2 separate regions of the Homo sapiens genome follow, and region 2 is linked to region 1. Evidence: chromatin contacts called from ENCODE Hi-C data. All regions are on one chromosome and are shown on one strand. Each heading gives the region's core, a stretch centred on a gene start or an enhancer-like site at or near the end of the contact. The rest is flanking DNA. Distances are from core to core; before and after follow the strand shown. Region 1 holds the start of SLC25A6 (solute carrier family 25 member 6). Region 2 overlaps IL3RA (interleukin 3 receptor subunit alpha).

Region 1 (5,551 bases), core at 598-3,097:
TCTTGAAGCGCTGGGACATCCCGCCCTGCTAAGTTTAAAAAAATTTTTTAAGCCGGGCACAGTGGCTCATGCCTGTAATCTCAGCACTTTGGGAGGCTGAGGTGGGTGGATCACGACGTCAGGAGATCAAGAGCATCCTAACACGGTGAAACCCTGTCTCTACTAAAAATACAGAACATTAGCAAGGTGTGGTGGCAGGTGCCTGCTAGGGAGGCTGAGGCAGAATGGCGTGAACCCAGGAGGCGGAGGCTACAGTGAGCCGAGATCGTGCCACTGCACTCCAGCCTGGGCGACAGGGAGAGACTCCATCTCAAAAAAAAAAAAAAAGGTTTTTTTAAGATGTGGGGTCTTGCTATGTTACTCTGGCTGGTCTCAAACGATCCTCCCTGGGCCTCTCCAAGTGCTGGGACACCCCGCCCTGCTAAGTTTAAAAAATTTTCTTAGAGACGGGGTCTTGCTACGTTGCCCTGGCTGGTCTCAAACTCCTGGGCTCAAACGATCCTCCCTGGGCCTCTCCGAGTGCTGGGACACCCCGCCCTGCTAAGTTTAAAACTTTTTCTTAGAGACGGGGTCTTGCTATGTTGCCCTGGCTGGTCTCAAACTCCTGAGCTCAGGCGATCCTCCCTGGGCCTCTCAAAGTGCGGGGACACCCCGCCTGCTAAGTTTTAAAAATTTTCTTAGAGATGGGGTCTTGCTATGTTGTCCTGGCTGGTCTCAAACTCCCGGGACACGCCACCCTGTACTAGGTTTAAAAAATTATCTTAGAGATGCGGTCTTGCTCTGTTGCCCAGGCTGGTCTCAAACTCCTGAGCTCACGCGATCCTCTCCGGGCCTCTCAATGCACTGGGACGTCCTGCTTCGTTAAGTTAAAATAATTTTTTTTGAGGTGAGGTCTTGCTGTGTGGCCCCGGCTGCTCTCAAACTCCTGGCCTCAAGCAATACTCCCCGGGCCTCTCAAAAGCGCTGGGATCGCGGGCGTGACCTGTCCTTGCAGCCAAGCCTATTCATTCCCATCACCGAGCTGTCACTCGGAGTACAACGTTAGCAAGGACGTCCTGGCGGCAATGTTCCTAGGCATCATGCTACTTTCTATAAGCCTCTCCCAAAAGACAAAAAATGCATTGCTCTGGATCAGAATTGCACAAATGAGCTAAGAAGGGGGTAAGAACCACCAATAACCATATCCTGGTTATTCCAGGACACCTGCGGGCAGGCTCGTTGCCCTATTGGCCTTAGAATTACCCTTCACGGTGGAGGGAGCAAGAGCAGACACCTGCCAGGCATCCACCGGAAGGGTTGGTCCCAGCCGGGGGACCCGCAGGATTGAGCTCAAGGTCAAGGCCCGCCAGCCGCAGGGTCCGTCCATGGGCCCTGCTCAGCGCGCATGCGCCCTCCAATCCGTGCCGCATTTCCCCCCGCCCGCCGGGCCCAGTGCGCACGCGTGGACGTCGCCACGCCCTGCAGCAGCGGTCACGTGACGCGGCCCCCGGAAGCCGGCGGCGCGTGGACAAAGCGATCGCGGCCTTCCACTTCCGGCGCCCGCCTGCAAGGCTCTGCTGCCCACGTCCCCGCCCGACCCGGCCACTCGGTTCCCGTCCCCTAGTCCCCGGAGCGGCCGCGCCCGCGTCCCCACCTGCAGCAGCAGCTTGACCCGCTCGATCGGAGCCACGGCCGTCTTGGAGATGGCGGCGGCGATGCCTCCGGCCAAGAAGTCTTTGGCGAAGGAGATGGCCTGTTCCGTCATGGTGGCAGGGCGGGCAGCGGAACGGGAGGACAGCCGGAGAACGGGCGCGGAGAGTGAATGGAGGGCGTCGCTGGCTCAGCCCTGCCGCCGCCTGGACCGAAAGGACGGAGCAGCCACCGCGCAGCCGCTAAGACGCCGACGCCACGCCCACTCTCCGCCCCCGCGCCTCCTCGCGCCGCGCTCATTGGCTGCGCCGCCAGGCCCCGCCCCACACCAGCCTGCGTGCCTCGCCTCTGAGGGCTGCCGGGAATCCCGCTGCGTCCCGCCCCGCACTCCAGCGAACCGCGCCCATTGGCTGCGCTCCCCGGAGACGTCCCGCCCCGCACCCCTAGGTATGCCGGGAGCCAGGCCCCGCCCATGCGCCGTAGGGGCCGCTGGGGGTTCCGCGGCAGCCTTGACCTTGTGAAGGTCAGGCCGCTGCCAGTACCCGAGCGGGCGGGAGGGCAGCTGCGGAGTCAGAAGCCCACCCTGATGCCCAGTTCGCTCCGAGTGCGTCGTCCGCTTTCTCCCGGAGGCCGCGGCGACCCCGCCGGGATGTGCGACATGTGGTGCCCCGACCCCCGACCCTTGACCCTTGACCTCCGGGCAGCTCCGACCCTTTCAACACTCTCCGGGGTCGTGCGTCGGGAGACCCCGGCCCCTGCCCGCGTGCACCCGGGGGGCCCCGCGCGAAGCCTGCGGCGGCTTCCACGTGGGCGCGGCTCAGTCCCGCTGCCGATCCGTGACTCCGCGCCGCCCTCCGCGCCCGGCCTAGGTTGGTGGGGGGGGGATCTCTCTGGGCCTCCGTTCTTTGACCCCGCGGTGCCCTCCGCGCCGGGGCTGGGGGTTCCGTGGGCCGCGCCCACCCGCCCGGGCTCCCCTATTTCCCCGTGTCTGTGCCCGTGTCTGCCCGGCGGGGGCTGCGGCCGGGGTCCTCCTTCGCGACCTCCCACTCCGCCCTTCCTCCCTCCCTCCCTCCCTCCCTCCCGCCTCCCTCCTCCCTCCCTCCCGCCTCCCTCCTCCCTCCTCCCGCCTCCTCTCCCTTCCCGGCTCTCTCCCGCCCGCCCTTTTCTCCCCGTCTCTTCCTTCCCTGCTTGCCTTTGCTTTTTGCTGCTTTCCCGCCTCCCTCCTTTTTCTCCGTCTTTCCGTCTCTGCCTTCGTTTCCCTCCCTCCCTTTTTCTTTCATTTCTCTCTCCCTTTCTCCTTCCTTTCTTGCTACGTTTCTTCCCTCTTTTTCATTTTTTTCCTTCCTTTTTCTGCTTTTCTCCCTCCGCCCTTCCTCTGTTTTTTCTTTGCTCCCTCCCTCTTTTTTCTCCCTCTTTCCGTCTCTCCTTCCCTTTTCCTCTTTCCTTCCCTTCCTCCCTTTTCTGCCTTTCCCTCCTTCCCTCTCTTTTCCTTTTCCTCTTTATTTCCTGTCTCCCTTCCTCTCGTCCCTTTCTCCCCTCTCTCTTTTCCGTTTTTTTTTTCTTTTGAGACAGAGTTTCGCTCTTGTTGCCCAAGCTGGAGTGCAAGCTCCGCCTCCCGGGTTCAAGCGATTCTCCTGCCTCAGCCTCCCAAGTAGCTGGAATGACAGGCATGCGCCACCGCGCCCAGCTAATTTTATATTTTTAGTAGAGACGGGGTTTCGCCATGTTGGTCAGGCTGGTCTCGAACTCCGGACTTCAGGGGATCCGCCCACTTCGGCTTCCCAAAGTGCTGGGATGACAGGTGTGTGAGCCACCACGCCTAGCTGTCTCTTTTCCATTTTTTAATTTTTTTTTCATTTTTCCTCTCTCCCTTTGCCTCTCTTTTTCTTCTTCCTTTTATTCTTTCCTGTCTTGTTCTTTCCTTCCTCTCTGTTTCTCCCTTTCTCCCTGTTTTCCTTTTTTTTTTTTGAGATGGAGACTTGTTCTGTCACCGAGGCTGGAGTGCAGTGGCGTGATCTCAGCTCACTGCAACCTCTGCCTCTCAGGTTCTAGAGATTCTTGTGCCTCAACTTCCCAAGTAGCTGGGATTACAGGTGCCAGCCACCCCACCCGGCTATTTTTTTTTTTAAGGACAGATGGCGTTTCACCATGTTGGCCAGGCTGGTCTTGAACTCCTGACCTCAGGTGATCCGCCCACCTCGGCCTCCCAAAGTGCTGGATTACAGTCGTGCGCCACTGCGTCCCGCCTCCTTTTCTTTTTTCTTCTCTCCTCCGTCTTTTTCTATCCTACCTCCCTGCCTCTTTCCTCTCTCCTCCCTCCTTTTCCTTTTTCTTCTCTCCTCCCTCCCTCCTGTTTTTCTCCATCATTCCCTCTCCCTTCCTTTCTTTTTCTCCCGTTCCCCGTTTGCCTCCCTCCCCTTTTTCTTTCCTGTCTCCCTGTCTCCTTTGCTCTTTTCCTCCCTTTCTCCCGTCCCTCCCTCCCCGCCTTCCTTTTCACTTCTTTCCCTTCCCATTGCTTCCTTGCGTTTCCTGCCTTTCCCTGTCTCTCCCTTTCTTTCCTGCCTTTCCCTGCCTCTCTCTTTCCTGCCTTTCCCCATCTCTCCCTTTCCTGCCTTTCCCTGTCTCTCCCTTTCTTTCCCTCTCCTCCCACTCTCCCTCCTTCCTCCCTTCTTTTCTTTCCTCTTCTTTCCCTGTGTCTTTCTTTTTTCTTTCCTTCTCTCTTCCTTTTCTCTCCCTGTGTCTTTCTCGCTCTTGTTTTTCCTTTCTCTCCTTTGTGTACTGAGAAAATGACAGTCCCCGGCTGTGGGTGGGCAGGAGTGACCCGCCCCAGAGAGCGGGGTCACCCTGGGTGACTCCTGGGTGCAGCTGTGAGCCCTGCCTGAGGCTTTTCCTGACCTCTGGGGAGGGCGGCTCAGCCTGGGGCTGGAGGTTGGGGCCAGCTCTGGAGGCTGGAGTGGCTGCTGGGCGGCGGGACGGGTGTCTCAGAAGTCACTGAGGCATGGGTAGGTCTAACCTTGGGACATTGCTGTGGGGAGGGCTGTGGAGACCAAGCACATTCCTGAGGCTCTGCCAGGGCAGCGGGGGTGGACAGTGTCCCCTGAGGACCCAGGACCAAGCCAGGCTCGCTACAGGGGTCCTGGAATAGAGGACAGAGGCCAGGAGCGCTGTGGGTGCTGGGCAGGGGTGGGGAGTTTGCTGGGGAGCTGCGCCTTACAGACCTGTGTTTGTTTCCCAGCCTCAGCGAGGCCGGGCTGGACGGGGCCCTGGTGCTGGTTTTCAGTGCCTCAGCGAGGCCGGGACCAGAGCTGCTATTTCCAGATGAGGCTGGCTCGCATCTGCTCTGGCCGGGGCTCCAGGCCTGAGCCCTGCAACACGGCGTTCCCTTTCCAAGTCTGCAAAGCCTGTCTTAGGGGAGAGAAGAAGTTTCCTTCCATGCGGGTGGGGACGGCTAACCATGTCCAGACACTGAGACCGGTGCTCTGTGTGCTCAGCCTTCAGCCTGCACTGGCTTGGTGGCTTGGTGACCCGCCAGCAGGGTGGTGCTGTCTGTGGGCTCTGCTCAAGCTCCTCTCAGAGCCAGGAGGATGCCCGCCTGCTTGGGCCTGGCTCCCAGGATGTGCTTGGCAAATGCTTCTGGGATGGATGGATGGATGGGTGAGTGGATAACGGATGGATGGATAATGGATAGATGGATAATGGATAGATGGATGGATGGATGGATGATGGATGGATGGATAATGAATGGGTGGGTGGATGGATGGATGTGCTCGATCGGCAAATGCTTCTGGAATGGATGGATAATTGGATGGGTAATGGGTGGGTGGATGGATAATGGATGGATGGATGGATAATGGATGGATGGATGGATAATGGATAGATGGATGGATAATGTATAGATGGATGGATGATGGATGGATGGATG
Region 2 (5,551 bases), core at 1,758-4,257, 37 kb before region 1:
CCAACGCAGACGTTGGCCTCTCACATTTCCAGAGGCTGGACGTTGGAGGTCAGCGTGCTGGCTGGCTGGGCTCCTCGGGAGGTCTCTTCCTGGCTTGGAGAGAGGGTCATCTTCTCACTGTGTCTTCACGTGGTGTAGAGAGAGAGAGAGATGAAGTTCTGGGGTCTCTTGTTAGAAGGGCACTAACACCATCATGGGTCCCATCATGGGTCATAGGATCCCTCACCATGGGTCATGGGACCCCCCATCATGGGTTCCATCATGGGTCCCATCATGGGTCATAGAATCCCCCATGATGGGTTTCATCATGAGTCATAGAACCCCCTATCATGGATTCCATCATGGGTCATGGGAACCCCCATCATGGGTCCCATCATGGTTCATAGGATCCCCCATCATGGGTTTCATCATGAGTCATAGAACCCCCTATCATGGATTCCATCATGGGTCATGGGAACCCCCATCATGGGTCCCATCATTGGTCATAGGACCCCCTATCATGGGTTCCATCATGGGTCATGGGACACCCCCCATCATGGGTTCCACCATGAGTCATGGGATCCCTCATCGTGGGTTCCATCATGGGTCATGGGACCCCCCATCATGGGTTCCATCATGGGTAATAGGACCCCCCCATCATGGGTTCCACCATGAGTCATGGGATCCCTTATCATGGATTCCATCATGGGTCATGGGACCCCCTATCATGGATTCCATCATGGGTCATGGGACCCCCCCATCATGGGTCCCATCATGAGTCATGGGATCCCTCATCATGGGTTTCATCATGGGTCATAGGACCCCCATCATGGATTCCATCATGGGTCATGGGAACCTCCATCATGGGTCCCATTATGGGTCATAGAATTCCCCATCATGGGTTCCATCATGAGTCATGGGACCCCCCATCATGGGTTCCACATGGGATCCCTCATCATTGGTTCCATCATGGGTCATAGGATCCCCCATCATAGGTCCCATCATGGGTTCCACATGGGATCCCCCATCATAGGTCCCATCATGGGTCATGGGACCCCCCCCATCATGGGTTCCATCACGGGTCATGGGACCCCCCCCATCATGGGTTCCATCACGGGTCATGGGACCCCCCCCAATCATGGGTTCCATCATGGGTCATGGGAACCCCCATCATGGGTTTCATCATGGGTCATAGGATCCCCTATCATGGGTTCCATCATGGGTCATGGGACCCCCCCCATCACGGGTTCCATCATGGGTCATGGGAACCCCCATCATGGGTTTCATCATGGGTCATAGGATCCCCTATCATGGATTCCATCATGAGTCATGGGATCCCTCATCATGGGTTCCATCATGGGTCATGGGACCCCCCCCCCCATCATGGGTCGTGGGACCCCCACCCCCATCATGGGTCATGGGAGCCCCCATTGTGAGTCATGGAATCCCTCATCATGGGTCTCATCATGGGCCATGGGTCCCACCATGGGTCATGGGAGCCCCCATCATGAGTCATGGAATCCCTCATCATGGGTCATGGGTCCCATCATGGGTCATGGGAGCCCCCATCATGGGTCATGGGTCCCATCATGGGTCACGGGAGCCCCCATCATGGGGGTCCACCCTCATAACTTCAGCCCACGCCAGTCACCTCCCAAAGACCCCACCTTCTAACACCGCCCAACCAGGGGTTAGAGCTTCAGTGGAGGAATTTGGGACAGAAGGACACACACTTTCAGTCCACGATACCCGAGCTCCGAGGAACCTCCCAGGTGGTGAGAATGTCAATATGCCCAGAGCTGACGTGCCCTGAACCCAAGGGCAGGGTGCTCGGATGCTTCAGAAGAGGAGGGGGAAACGAGGAAGAGGAGGAGAAGGACAAGGAGAAGAGAAGGGAGGAGAGGAAGAACATGAGCAGGGGGAGGAGGAGGAGAAGGAAAAGAAACAGAGGAAAAGGAGGGGGAGGAGGTAGAGATGGAGAGGGAAGGAAGAGGAGGAAGAGAAGAAAACGGAGAAAGAGGAGGGGGAGGAGGAGGAGGAAGAGAAAATGGAGAAAGAGGAGGGGGAGGAGGTGGAGATGGGGAGGGGAGGAAGAGGAGGAAGAGAAGAAAACAGGAGGGGGAGGAAGAGAAGAAAATGGAGGGAAAGGAGGGGGAGGAGGTGGAGATGGGGAGAGAAGGAGCAGGAGGAGGAGAAGAAAGAAGAGGAAGAAAGGAGGAGGAGAGGGTGGAGGAGGAAGAGGGTGAAGGAGAGAGGGAGGAGAATGGAGAGGAGGAGGAGGCGGGGGAGGGAAGAGAAGGAGGTGAGGAGGAGGAAGGGGAGGATAGAGAAGGTGGGGTAGAAGGGTGGTGAGGTGGGGAGGGAGAAGGAGGGGGAGGAGGAGAGAGGAGGACTGGGGGGAGGAAGGGGGAGGAGGGGAGAGAGGAGGAGGGAGGAGGGAGAAGGAGGGGGAGAGGATGGAGGAAGGGGAGCAGATGGAGGAAGGCGAGCAGGAGGGGGAGGAAAAAGGAGGGGCAGGAGGAAGAAGGAGCGGGAGGAGAGGAGGAGGAGGAGGAGGAGAATGGGCAGGGAGGAGGAGAGGGAAGAAAAGGAGGGGGAGGAGGAAGGAGGGGGAGGAGGGTGGAGGGGGAGGAGGGTGGAGGGGGAGGAGGGTGGAGGGGGAGGAGGAAGGAGGGAGAAGGAGGGGAGAGGATGGAGGAAGAGGAGCAGGAGGGGGAGGAAAAAGGAGGAGGGGCAGGAGGGGAGGAGGAGAAAGGAGAGTGGAGGAGGAGGGTGACAAGGAGAATGGGGAGGAGAGAGGAGTGGTAGAAAAAGGAGAGAGAGGAAGAGTAGGAGCGGAGGGGGAGGAGGGGAGGGGAGGGGAGGGGAGAAAGACCAGGAGGGTAGGAGGAGGGGGAGGAGGAGGAGGGGGCCAGGGCTGGACTTCCTTCCAGGGGCCCAGGGGAGACCCAGCCAGGCAGCCGGACACACAGGGCTGGGCTGGTAGTCGGGTCACACCTGAGGATGTGGAAGTGCCTGGGGTTCCCGGGAAGTGGAGGATGTCCTGGGCCACTGGGAGAGGCGGCACATCCCCTGGGGGGCGGAGGTGGGGGAGGTGAGAAGCCAGGCAGGGGCCAGGAAGTGGAAGCTTCAGGAGGATGTGTGCAGGTCAAAGTGTAGGAGTCTGCATCTTGAATGATGCAGAGAGGGCCTCCAAGGCTCCAGTGTGCTGCAGGTGGGCAGAGGGGGCATGGGAAGTAGGGGTTGGCCCTGGGCAGGGGTGGGGAGTGGGCCAGGCTGCCCAGCGGGGCTGAGCCTAGAGATGGAAGGGGCAGGGACAAAGATGTGCAGCTGCCAGTCCTTGGAAAAGCTGAACGCCTGGTACTTCAGAGAACAAAAGGGTGGTTCTGAAGGCTGCTCCCAGGACAGTGGGGCTCCGAGGGTGCAACCCCAAGGCTCACTCCTCCCAGTGCCCCCAACGCGGCTCAGTCCTGTGTCTCTGCCTGTAGAGTTTCTTTGTTCCCTCTTCCTTCCTGGTGTTTTTCTCTCCCGCTCTCCAAATGCATAGGAGAAGTAATTTGAAGTATCTCCAGAAAAAAAAAGAGAAAAAGAAAAAGAATTGATTTCTTGTACTCCTAAATCCTAAAAGTGTTTTTCTCGTTGCTAGAGATATTAACTCCACCCAACATGACTGCAAAGTGTAATAAGACACATTCCTTTATGCACTGGAAAATGAGAAGTCATTTCAATCGCAAATTTCGCTATGAGCTTCAGATACAAAAGGTAAACTTTCACCCCGCCCCCAGCCCCCCCACCCCCGTGGACATCCCTTATTTTTGGTAAGTCGCACTCTGGGGCCTTGAAACGGGCAACAATCTCCTCTGATAACGTCACAGAAGGCATGGATCATTAAAAAACAAAAACAAAAACAAAAGGCCGGGCGCTGTGGCTCACGCCTGTCATCCCAGCACTTTGGGAGGCTGAGGCAGGTGGATCACAAGGTCAGGAGATCGAGACCATCCTGGCTAACGCGGTGAAACCCCGTCTCTACTAAAAATACGAAAAAAAATTAGCTGGGCGTGGTGGCACGGTCTTGTAGTTCCAGCTACTGGGGAGGCCGAGGCAGGAGAATTGCTTGAACCCAGGAGGTGGGGGTTGCAGTGAGCCGAGATCGCGCCATTGCACTCCAGCCTGGGCGACAGAGCGAGACTCCGTCTCAAAAAAAAAAAAAAAGTTTGAGACTGTATGTGGTCTGTTGTTTTTTATTTTTATTATTTCTATTGTTATGTGGTTTTTTAATTTTTTCTTGAACTTTCTTTTTTCTTTTGTAGTGATCTACAGATTCAATGCAAGCTTCCCAGATATTTTTGATCCACAGTTCGTTGGATCAGTTGAACATAAATATTGATTTATTTATTGAGCCACTCTGGCTCTGTAGCCCAGACTGGAGTGCAGTGGCTTAAATCTTGACTCACTGCAACCTCTGCCTCCCGGGTTCAAGTGATTCTCCTGCCTCAGCCTCCCGAGTAGCTGGGATTATGGGCACCCATCACCACACCCAGCTAAGTTTTTGTATTTTTAGTAGAAACAGAGTTTCATCATGTTGGCCAGGCTGGTCTCAAACTCCTGACCTCAGGTGATCCACCCGCCTCGGCCTCCCAAAGTGCTGGGATTACAGGTGTGAGCCTTCGTGCGCAGCCTATGTGTTATATTTAGTTTGTATTTTATTTTATTGTATTTTATTATTTATTTATTTATTTTTGAGACGGAGTCCTGCTCTGTCACCCAAGCTGTTTGTTTGTTTGTTTGTTTGTTTATTATTTTTGAGACGGAGTCCTGCTCTGTTGCCCAGGCTGGGGTGCAGTGGCATGATCTCAGCTCACTGTAACCTCCGCCTCTCGGGTTCAACCAATTCTCAGCTTCAGCCTCCTGAGTAGCTGGAATTACAGGCACCTGCCACCATGCCTGGCTAATTTTTTTTTGTATTTTTAGTAGAGATGGGGTTTCACCATCTTGTCCTGGCTGGTCTTGAACTCCTGACCTCATGATCCACCCGCCTCAGCTTCCCAAAGTGCTGGGATTACAGGCGTGAGGCACTGTGCCCCGCCATATATTTATTATTTATGCTCAAATACTAATTATTTCATATGCAATTTTTCTGTAAGTCTAAATCTGCTAAAAAACGTTAGGTCTATTAATTTCTTTTATATTACCAAGTGTTTTTTAGCCAATCTGTTTGGGTTTTTTTTTTTTTTAAGAAAATAAATGGCTGGGTGCAGTAGCTTACGCCTGTAATCCCAGCACTTTGGGAGGCCGAGGCAGGACGATCACGAGGTCAGGAGATAGAGACCATCCTGGCTAACATGGTAAAACCCCGTCTCTACTAAAAATACAAAAAAAAATTAGCTGGGCGTGGTGGCGGGCGCCTGTAGTCCCAGCTACTTGGGAGGCTGAGGCAGGAGAATGGCGTAAACCCAGAAGGCGGAGCTTGCAGCGAGCTGAGATTGTGCCACTGCACTCCATCCTGGGCAACAGAGTGAGACTCCGTCTCAGGAGAAAAAAAAAAAAAGAAAATAAATACAGCACAGACTTC

The links. A loop is a pair of places that touch in the nucleus more often than their neighbours do. Pooled maps may share reads with other maps.
Region 2: a map of endothelial cell of umbilical vein shows a loop between it and region 1 (1.9-fold over the local background). The contact joins the enhancer-like site here to the promoter of SLC25A6 in region 1. A Hi-C loop is called at or near these places in 5 of 168 maps with a recorded cell type or tissue (CD14-positive monocyte, chondrocyte, endothelial cell of umbilical vein and 2 more) and 1 of 50 pooled maps.

The regions. Positions count from the first base shown.
Region 1 is chrX:1,390,266-1,395,816 of GRCh38, forward strand. SLC25A6 (solute carrier family 25 member 6) reads right to left here and starts at 1,848. Exons shown (of 4, transcript NM_001636.4): 1 at 1,634-1,848. The coding sequence starts at 1,744. It overlaps LOC124900597 (serine/arginine repetitive matrix protein 1-like), which reads left to right and starts at 1,743. Exons shown (of 5, transcript XM_011546186.2): 1 at 1,743-1,966; 2 at 2,077-2,498; 3 at 4,865-5,283. The coding sequence starts at 1,743. RefSeq lists enhancers at 1,112-1,707, 1,708-2,302, 1,746-2,348.
Region 2 is chrX:1,352,596-1,358,146 of GRCh38, forward strand. IL3RA (interleukin 3 receptor subunit alpha) reads left to right here. Exons shown (of 12, transcript NM_002183.4): 7 at 3,626-3,741. It overlaps LOC101928032 (a long non-coding RNA gene), which reads right to left. Exons shown (of 8, transcript XR_007068376.1): 4 at 2,977-3,545; 5 at 25-123. Among named protein-coding and RNA genes, the nearest start is that of IL3RA, 19 kb to the left of the region's middle. Within about 2 kb of position 3,008, at least 2 of the 41 ENCODE cell types and tissues checked have a DNase peak (open chromatin) inside an H3K27ac peak, as active enhancers do.